Linked DNA regions of Homo sapiens: region 1 is linked to region 2. The links are chromatin loops, found by intact Hi-C in ENCODE. Cell type or tissue: mammary epithelial cell. All regions are shown on one strand. Each heading gives the region's core, and the rest is flanking DNA. Links, peaks and the distances in the headings are about the cores only. Region 1 overlaps PREP (prolyl endopeptidase). Region 2 holds the start of POPDC3 (popeye domain cAMP effector 3).

Region 1 (5,383 bases), core at 246-5,245, 93 kb before region 2:
TTATAAGTGAAAGAAGCCAGACACAAATGACTGGGTATAGTCTGATTAAGTGAAATATCCTGAAAAGGCAGTTCTATAAAGATAGAATGTAGATTAGTGGGTACCTGGAGTTGGTGGTGAAGATGGTAATTAACTACTTGGGCATAAAGGATCTAACCGGGATGACAAAAATGTTCTAAAACTGGATTTCAGTAACGGTTGCACAACCTGGTAAATGTATTAAAAAGTCATTGAATTGTACACTTGAAATGTATGAATTTTATGGTTTGTAAATCATAATGTTATCGAAATAATCTCTGGTAGTGAAATAAAGAGAAAAAAGAGCAATGACCCTTTCTGGATGAGTGCCATCCAGGAATAGCCACCTGGAGAACTGCAGAGTCAAGTAAGAAAGGCAGGTGACCAGGGGCAACTGAGATAAAAGCTTGCATATCAGGCTTAGGCAAAGAGGATGAGGGCTATTTTGAGCAGCCGTCTTTAGGTCAGGGTTCACATTTGCAGGCAAAACTGTCCCTCTCTCTCTCTGAGTTTGCTCCTGTAGATCAAATATCAGGCCGGCTGATAGGGTGTCCTGAGAATATGCCCTGCATCCACCTTACAGGCTTTGCTCTGCTCAGGAGCTCAGGGCCTCCTGCAGCCACGTGACCGCAGCACTGAGAAGCAGGCAGGGGGAGGCACGGGCAAGGAGGGTTCGTTCAATGCCAAGTAAGTGACTAAGGAAGCTCTTGTTTACTGTGCAAGAGAAAATGACTTGGTGGCCATTTGTGGAGGTTATTAATGCCAAATAATCTAGAAATTATAAACAAAATATCATAATGGTAATATATGATTTAGAAACTGATTTACATCTAATTGACACAATATTATAGTGTCTTCCAGTTCCAAAGTATGAAAGGCTTTGAGAAACATCAGAGGAAAGAGCTTCCAGTCACCTCTATGGAGAGTCAAACTGAGGTTAACCTGAAAACCAAATCAGCATCAAAACATAACCACCCTAAAACTCCAGAGAAAATGATGGAAGTTAATACAGGTAGCACTGAGTTATTTCCCCAGGACATTCAGGTGTTGGCGCTGTGATTGGCATTTTTCCAGAGGACCAGGTTGCCTGCAACCTCAGGCCCCAGAAGATGCAGGAACCTGAACACCAGGGCCACCCCCTGCTCTGTCACTACTCTGGTCTTGCCTTGGAGTGTGAAATGCTGCAATTCATCCAAGATACAGTCATGCAGCATATAACATTTCTGCATATGACTGCATGTATAATGATAGTCCCATAAGATTATAACAAGCTGAAAAATTCCTATCACCTAATGACATCATAGCCACCATCATGTCGCAGTGCAACACACATGTGTTTGTGGTGATACTGTTGTAAACAGACCTACTGCAGTGCCGGTCATATAAAAGTCTAGCACATACAAGTATGTACAGTACCTAATACTTGATCATAACAGCTGTTCCTAGTTTACGTGTTCACTATATTATAGTTTTTTATCATTTTGAAGTATACTCCTAAAAACAAAAAAAGGCTACCCTGTAAGACAGTCTCAGGCAAGTCCTTCAGGAGGTTTTCCAGAAGTAGTCACTGTTATAGGAGATCACAGCTCCATGAGCGTTACTGGCCCTGAAGACCTTGGAAGGATGTGAAGTGGAAGACAATGAGCAATATTGATGATCCTAACCCTGTGTAGGCCTAGGCTAAAGTGTGTGTTTGTGTCTTAGTTAACAAAAAAAGTTTAAAAAAATATATATACATGAAAAAAGAATAGTTTTGTATAGCTGTACAATATATGTGTTTTAAACTAAGTGTTATTATTTATTTATTTATTTATTTATTTATTTAGACAGAGTTTCCCTCTTGTCACCCAGGCTGGAGTGCAGTGGTGTGATCTCAGCTCACTGCAACCTCCACCTCCTGGGTTCCAGCGATTCTCCTGCCTCAGCCTCCCGAGTAGCTGGGATTACAGGCGCCCACCACCACACCCAGGTAATTTTTATATTTTTAGTAGAGACAGGGTTACACCATATTGACCAGGTTGGTCTCGAACTCCTGACCTCAGGTGATCCACGCCCCTCGGCCTCCGAAAGTGCTAGGATTGCAGGCACGAGCCACCGCGCACCAGCCAAGGTTATGCAGTTTTAGCAAGAATACCCCAGATGTGACATTGTGCTCTTCTCAGTGCATCCTATTGGGGGCACATGGTGTTCATATGTCTTATTCCTGGTGACATCAATTTGGATCACTTGGTTAAGGTGGTGTCTGCCTAGTCTCTCTACTGTAAAGTGACTATTTTTCCCTCTTAAAGATTACCTTAAAATTTAAGGTAAGTTGTATTTTTTGTCTTAATTCAGATGCATATTTAAATACCACTTTTGGAAAAATATTTCAGACAAATTATAATAAAAATTTATATAAATAAGGTTCCTGTGTGTCCTGTCTCAAATAGTTGTTACCATGTGTTCTGTCCCTAAGCCTGGACGATGTCTTGATTTTTTCCTTCTTAAATCCAGTTGTCAGCGAGTTCTACCAGATTTTACCTTCTAAATTTCCCTCAAATGTATCCACATCTCTCTATCCTCACCATGCTTCATAATTGCTCTCCCTGACTCCAAGGTTTATTCCTTTCAGATTCTACTCCAGGGCTTTATACAAGTGAGTAAGATCAGGTCAACTCCTGTTTTAAGCCTTCTGTGGCTTCTCTTAAGCAGAGACAATCTCTGCAGCAAAGCCTGGGATGGGCCCTCCAGGATGAACTGGTGGTAGAATAATCTAGGCAGCTGAACAAGTTAATCTCCCAGCTGCAGATCAGAATCAGCCACAGAGCTTATTAAAGCTATAAATCCATTGGGTCCTACCCACAGAGATTCTGACTCAGAAGGAACCAAGATCTGCTGTTTAACAAGCTCCCCAGGTGATTCCAATTTGGAGGTCAACTGAGAAATTACTGACTTAACACAGCAAAATGATGTCAGTTCTGATGTTGGTTCCCAGGAGGAACTTTTTCCTCCATTTTTCAACTTTCTGTAATGCTGTTGCAATTCTGCTATAATTTCTAAATACATCTTTAAAAGTTATACTAAAGGTTTTATTTAAAAATCAGCAAAATATGTACTCTTTGCATATTCTAACTTCTGTTGAATTTGCACATATTACAAGAATGTTCTTTTTCTTAAGAATGGTGATCATTTCCTAAGACTCATTATATTTAAATCCCTAGTGATATGCATATAATCCTCTTGGGATCATGATATGTAGTTCTATTGTCCTATTTTAAAGATCCCAGTGTCCAGCAAAGAACATTTACCAAGCTCTGGTTCCCATATTTTAAAATTTAGGTGGAGCCCTGTGCATGGCTGTGGAGTAGACAAATATAGCCATTCACCTAGTGCTAAAAATGTATTTTTAGTCATTCCCAATTTTTTTTTTCTTGAAATGGAGTCTTCCTTTGTCACCTAGGCTGGAGTGCAATGGTGCGATCTCGGCTCACTGCCACCTCTGCCTCCTAGGTTCAAGCAATTCTTCTGCCTCAGCCTCCAGAGTAGCTAGGACAACAGGTGCCCACCACCACACCCAGCTAATTTTTACATTTTTAGTAGAGATGAGGTTTCTCCATGTTGGCCAGGCTGGTCTTGAACTCCTCTGACCTCAGGTGATTCACCCACCTAGGCCTCCCAAAATGATGGGATTACAGACCTGAGCCACCATGACCAGCCCCAATACTTTGAAATTTAAATAAAAATTCAGCAATTTCCAAAACCAATTCTATCAAGCAATTATTTCTATCAAGTTCATTACCTGTGCCAGACTTATGAATGCCTCAGCATAATTCCCTACATGGTAACCTTTAGCCTCATTTCTAAGATAGCAAAATACATGGTCCACCAATGAATTTTAAAGTTCAACTTAAATATATAAAAAATAATATATAATATTAATATATTAATTTATAATATATGGTATATTATATATTAAACATTAAATAATGTGGATTATTTATTATTCCAGTATTAGGATGAGAGGTACACTGAAAGCCCAGAATCCGCCACTATGCAACATATGTAAGAAATCTGTACTTTACCCCCTAAATCGATAAAGATAAAAACATATTTAAATCTATATAGAGATAAAATGTGAACCAATATTTTATCTCCCAACAAAATAAGAGGAGTGGCATCTAATCTGATTTTTTTTTTCAGTCAACATGTACCTCCCTCCACTTCTCCTGATCTCACAGGTTTTGCACTTGAATGCGCTGGGGAAATGCTGGCAGAGAGGAGATGGGGAGTAGAGGAGTCTCAGTAGATATTGGCTTGTGATCGTTTGTACTTCCCAGTTCCCTAAATCCTCTGCTCTAAGTCAGAACCACTGCAGAATGTGACTCTTTTGTAGGTCTAGAGCTAACTCATTCACCACCTGTTCCTTTATATTTTTTCTTGTGGCAAAAATACACACATAGACACACATATGCATGTATTTTTAAGACTATTTTTAAGCAGTATTGGGTTCACAGCAATATTAAAGAGGAATGTAGAGACTTCCCATATATCCCCTCCCCCCACACATGACATAGGCTCCCCCATTATCAACATCCCCCACCTCAGAGGTACATCTATTCTAACTGATGAACTTACATTGACAGATTATAATCACCCAAAGTCCATAGTTTACATTAGGGTTCACTCTTGGTGTTGTACATTCTGTGGGTTTGGAAAAATGTATAATGACACGAACCTATCATTTTAGTATCATACAGTGCATTTTCTCTGTCCTGAAAATCCTCTGTACTCCATATTCATCCTCCCTAACCCTTGGAAACCCCTGGTCCTTTTACTGTCTCCATGGTTTTGCCTTTTCAGAATGCCATATAGTTGGAATTTTACAGAATGTAGCCTTTTCAGATTGGCTTCTTTCACTTAGTAATACACGTTTGAGTTTTCTCCATGTCTTTTCATGGCTTGATAGCGAATTTCCTTTTAGTTCTGAAATATATTCCCATTACCTGTGTGTACTATAGTTTATTTATCCACCCACCTACTGAAGGACATCTTGGTGGCTTCCCAGTTTTGACAGTTATGAATAAACTGCTATAAACACCCACGCACAAGTTTTGTGTGGACGTAAGTTTAACTCCTTTGAGTAAATACCAAGGAACACAATTGCTGGACTGTAAAAGAGAATGTTTAGTTTTGTAAGAAACTGGCAACTGTCTTCCAAAGTGGCTGCATCATTTTGCATCCCCACCAGCGATGAATGAGAGCTCCTGTTGGTCCACATTCTGGCCAGCATTTGTCAGTATTACAGATTTCGGCCATCCTGATAGGCATGTAGTGGTATTTGTTTTTTGTGTGTGTGTTTCCCTGATAACATGTGATGTGGAGCATC
Region 2 (5,383 bases), core at 223-5,222:
AATTAGTGGCGTGTTTTACTGGTCGTCACCAACCCTCACATTTGTTTCATCACAAAAACAAAACAAAACTTTGCTAATTGCAAAGGAAGAAAAAATGCACCTGATCATTGCTTTAAAATTGTATGCATTTGGTTATTACTGATATGAGCTTTTTGTCATTTGTGTTTTTAAATTTTTTCCTTTTATGATTGTCTATGCCCTTTACTCATTTGCTTTTAGAGATGTTCATTGATTTGAATATAGATATTTTATTTTTCATGCAACAGTCCGTATTTATTGGTTGGGTGCGGTGGCTCACATCTGCAATCCTAAGCTTTAGGAGGCTGAGTCAGGAGGATGCCTGGGCCCAGGAGGTCGAGATTGCAGTGAGCCGTGATCACCACTGCACTCCAGCCTGGGTGACAGAGCGAGACACCATCTCTAAAAAAAAAAAAAATACTATATTTACCTCTCTCTCTCTCTCTCTCTGTCCAATACACCCTAATATTCCCGTCCCCACTATGGTGATTTACCTCTTCATTTTGTTTACGGTGTGTGTGGAGCGGGGGTGAGAGAGCAGGCGTGCAGTTGCCTTGGTTCAGCAGCCAGCCCATCGCTCCTGCCTAGTGTGACTGTGAATACTAGGTGTATGTTACAACCGGGAGCGGTGTACACTCGGGGAACCGCATCTTTGGAAACTTCGGTCCGTAGCGGCCGCTAGGATTCTCCGCAGCCCCGCACCCCGGTGGCCGAACCGCCTGCCCCGGCCCAGACGCAGCCGCCGCGCCCGCCCACCCGGCTGCGCCCCGGGGCGCGCGCCCGTGCCCGGCACCCGCCCGCGCCGCCGCGCCGCTCCGGAGCCCGCTGCGGTCACGCTGCGCCCGGCGCCGCAGGGTGGGCGGCGAGGCACTCACGAGGGGGACGCTGAGGGCTTCCGCGCGGGCCACCCGGGTCAAGCGCGCTCCGCCGGGAAACTTCTGCGGGCGCCGGGCTGAAGCTCCGGGCAGGGCTGGGAAGGAAAGGTAAGAAGGTGAGCCCGGGGGCGCTGCGTCCGCCGCCTTCCGGTGCTGTCCGCACCCTCGCACCTCGCGGCCGCTTCGGGCAACTTAGCGGGCGCGGCTTCTGCTGGGCCGCCGACCCCTGCGAGCGCTTGCGTCTCGCTGCCCCGCGCTGCCCGCGCCGCTCCCTTCCCGGCTCCGGTCAACTCCGCGCCCTGGGGTCCGGGGTCTGGGGTCCCGGCTGTGTCGCCGCTCACAGCTCGGAGGTCTAGGGGATCCTTTGCTGCGGTTCCTATCCGCGCCGACCCCTGAAGAACGCGAGTCGTATGCCCTAGAGGCTTCTGGGCGAATATTCCTCCCAGATCTTTTCCTGCAGGTCCTACTCTGGCCCCAGGCACCCTGGAGCCGAAATAAACAGGCCAGTTTTGCAAGGGAGAAAAGCCGTTCCTAGGGGCCCTTGTCAGTCCTGGGGAAGTCATGCCAGCGCCGGGAGTTTCCTTCCCCCCTACTCCCGCCCCCGGTCTGTAAGCAAAGGGCCTGACTGGTGTCAGTGCTCTCACACTGTTCTCACAGAGTTGGGGGTACAAAAAAGCTGCCTCATCAAAGGTCGCGCGGACCTGTTTTCTCCATTTGGGGATCCCCCTGCCAAAAAAGAAATTTGCCAACCCCTAAATTGTCTTATCACCATGTCGGTTACAGTGGTATAGTTTTGAGGGTCTGTATTTTAGGCAAAGATGAAAGGCACAACCAAAATACAGTAAGAGGGGCAGTGCCAAAAATTTAGCCAGAAGACATTTGCAGAAAGTGAAAAATTCTGTTTGTAAATAATAAATGGAAAAGTAGAATTAGAAGCCCACTTTTGGACGCAATTTGATTTACTAAACTTCGTTGCTTCCTGACTTTTCACTCTAATTCCGGTAGTTAGATATTTTGAATTTGCAAGCCTACAAACTGCAATTGAGTTTTATAGCAGCCTTAAAAAATTATTGTTGCCTGTTCATACTAAGTTTAGTGGCTATTTTTTTTCCTTCTTGTTTTTAATTCTACGGACTGTTGCATGAAAATATCCTCTTGTGAGAGTACAATAACTTGGCATTGTTCTTTGTGACAATAGAAAACCAAACAAGAACTACATGAGACAGAAAATATAAACAAAAAATTGGATCTCAGTTTCCATATTCGCAAAATGAAGAGCTCTGGCTGATCCCAGATTCCAGATATCTCTGAGGTTCTGTCCTGAAAAATCTGTGTGTGTGTGTGTGTGTGTGTGTGTGTGTGTGTGTGTGTGTGTGTCTTCAGGAGTTTGGGATACAAATATTAATTGAAATCTAAGATATTCTCTGTCCTCAAAATTTTATACATTTAAATGGGAAATATTTGATAGTTGAGTTTCTTTAATCATATCAGTCCCTCAAAATAGCTGAATCATGGTGCATCTTCTGCCTCTAAATGGTTACATTCTATGCTATTAAATAAAAATGTGTCATGGGAAACAAAAGTCCCATACTTTTCACCACAAGACTGACTAATACGGTTGACACACTAGAGCACTGATGCCTGCTTATTTTGAAACAGTCTCCAGGAAGAATTAAGAATGTTATGAAGCATTTGCTACAGTATGTGAGCATAACACATAAGCAACATGGCAGGCAAGAAATTTCAAAACTGCTTTGGAAATATCCATGATAGATCTGAAAGTCTGTAAACTGCAGTTGAGATCACATTTTGTAATTATGGTCATTGGTCAGTTGGGATTATGAGCTCCCTCGAGAGAATGTCCCTCCAATTAATAGAAGAGTATATCGAATCACCGATTCGATTGTTTTAAAGGAAGAGAGAAAATGTTTCTCCCTTTTATCTAAGTAGTTATAAGAAAAAGTCTTACAAGGAAAATTACATCAGGTGTTTTCTAAATTAAATAAATAACCGAAAGTTCCTGACTGAAATTACCTATAAAAATGCAGGGTCCTCCTCCAACCCAGAGAATCCAGGGATTGATTCACACAGACTTTTAGCGAGACTTTCTTACTTTGTGTTCTTCAACAGAATAATAACCTCCAGTGACTCTGGCACACTGAAATTGGCTAGGATGGGATCATGAAGGAAGGTGTTGTGGGGTAGTATTGGAAGGACAAGCAACTGGCTAAGCTTACAGAAGAATCTCCATCCCTCTGAGCTTCATCTTCCACTCTGAACAATGCTGACAATAGTATGTAGGTTTCAGAGTTGCTGTGACTCCTAAATGGATCTGTTTTAGGAATTAGTACCTGCACAGAGAAAGAGCACAGCTGATCTTGGTTCTTCCTGTCTTCTTTGGAAGGTGTTTGTTTCCTAGCTGAACAAATTGCAGCTGAACTGTAGATAACAGCTTTTGCTTTTAATTTCAAAATTCTGTGTGGCAAAATCTTGATAATTGTTGAATCTGGGTAACAGGTATATGGGAATTTGTTGTATACTATTTTCTCTATTTTTGTATGTGTTCAAAATTATCAGAAAAAAATTTAAGTGTGAATCTGAAAAAAAAACCCCACACTTTGAGTTATTTCTAGTCCAGGATTTCATTTTACATTGTCTGTTTCATTTTACATTGTATTTTTTAATTAGTGAATATTTAAATATAGAGAAATATAAATTATGTACTATATAGGGAGTGGATGGGCAGCGACTGGTCCTGGAGAACAATCCATGGCAGTCTTCAATTTTTTGTGTGGAATATTTTTTATTATGAAACAATCTAAAGAAAATATGACAGTGTTGATGGTTGTTAATTCTGGTTGTTGGGTTCATGGATTTTTTTAAATGTTTATATTTAAAATTTTTTTACATTGGTATAAAATCACCATATTGTTTCCCAAAATCATTATAAGAATACAAATAATGCAGCTGTTTTTAAAAAGGTAAAAATAGTTTCTATCCCACTATCAAGATATATTCATCTTTAACATGAAGTGAAAATCATTGCGTATGTCTTTCTATTTTTACACAAATAGGATATGTTGGTCGGGCTTGGTGGCTCACGCCTGTAATCCCAGCACTTTGGGAGGCTGAGGCGGGCGGATCACCTGAGGTCAGGAGTTTGAGACCAGCCTGGCCAACGTGGTGAAACCCCGTGTCTCTACTAAAAATACAAAAATTAGCCAGGCGTGGTTGCGTGCGCCTGCAGTCCCAGCTACTTGGGAGGCTGAGGCAGGAGAATTGTTTGGACCTGGGAGGCGGAGCTTGCAGTGAGCTGAGATCGCGCCACCGCACTCCAGCCTGGGTGACAGAGCAAGACTCTGTCTTAAAAAAAAAACGATATGTCAAAAGATTAAAAAGAAATGCTTTTATAAAAAATAGAATTGTTAAATAAGCAGGAGGCCATTAGCCTGAGTCTTTCTCCCTACTTTGAGTCCCTGTGTGAAAAACTAACTTTGTACATAAACGAACAGAAAACTAACTCAACAGTGTATTTTTTGTAATAGCCAGGTTTCAGCCAATCACAGGCGGCCAGCTCATCACATTATGCCCAAATAAAGCAGATGCAGAGCTGTAGCCAATCGAGTGATTTTGGTTTTTTACTTCTGTCATCAGTGTATAAAAACTGCAGCTCATGCTGCTGGATAGAGCTCTGTGAACCTCTTCTGGTTGTGAGTGCTGCCTGATTCGTGAGTTGTTTGTTGCTCAGGTAAACTGTTAAATTGAATTTATCTAAAGTTTTTCTTTTAACAGGATGATACTATATATGCTTTTTAAAATAAAAAAATTATATTTTAACAGAAGAAACTGTAGTGAAAGTGAAGGAATTGCTGAACTTGACATCAGTATTTCTTCATTCTTAGAGATAAACAAGTCTTCCAAACTAAGAGAAAAGTTTCTGAATACATCTTGAGATCAAGATTTTTTAAACATACATTAATTTAGACAGTCAGAGGCTCCCTGTTATAAAGGATGGAGCACTGGGCACTCTTACATTACCTATAGTTTCACTTCTACTCATATCCCAGTTTTTATTCTTTCTTTCTTTATTTATTTTTTGAGACAGAGTCTCACTCTGTCACCCCAGGCTGGAGTGCAGTGGTGCGATCTTAGCTCACTGCAACCTCCGCCTCCTGGATTCAAGCAATATCCCTGCCTCAGCCTCCCAAGTAGCTGGGATTACAGGCATGCACCACCATGCCCGGCTAATTTTTGTATTTTCAGTAGAGATGGGCTTTTACCATGTTGCCCAAGCTAGTGTCAAACTCCTGACCTCAGGTGATCCTCCCACCTCTCCTCCCAAAGTGCTGGGATTACAGGCATGAGCCACTGCGCCTGGCCTATTTTTTATTTTTTTAATTTTGGAGACAGGGTCGCATTGTGTCACCCAGGCTGGACTGTAGTGGCATGATCACAGCTCACGGCAACCTCAGCCTCCCAGGCTCAAGCAG

Evidence for each region. Peaks named below come from ENCODE experiments on the same cell type or tissue, not always from the same donor. Only the 100,000 strongest peaks of a DNase experiment are listed, where the experiment ranks them.
Region 1: a loop joins it to region 2, with 2.8 times the contacts of the local background. A loop is called at or near these places in 13 of 110 quality-filtered maps.

The regions. Positions count from the first base shown.
Region 1 is chr6:105,268,162-105,273,544 of GRCh38, reverse strand. PREP (prolyl endopeptidase) reads left to right here. Exons shown (of 15, transcript NM_002726.5): 15 at 1-327. Among named protein-coding and RNA genes, the nearest start is that of PREP-AS1, 8.2 kb to the left of the region's middle. In mammary epithelial cell, for the core only: a CTCF peak has its summit at 2,192; no DNase peak of the experiment used is centred there.
Region 2 is chr6:105,175,451-105,180,833 of GRCh38, reverse strand. It overlaps POPDC3 (popeye domain cAMP effector 3), which reads left to right and starts at 820. Exons shown (of 4, transcript NM_022361.5): 1 at 820-1,001. In mammary epithelial cell, for the core only: no CTCF peak of the experiment used is centred there; DNase peaks (open chromatin) are centred at 1,043, 1,423 and 2,493; H3K4me3 peaks cover 1,602 bases; H3K27ac peaks cover 3,061 bases.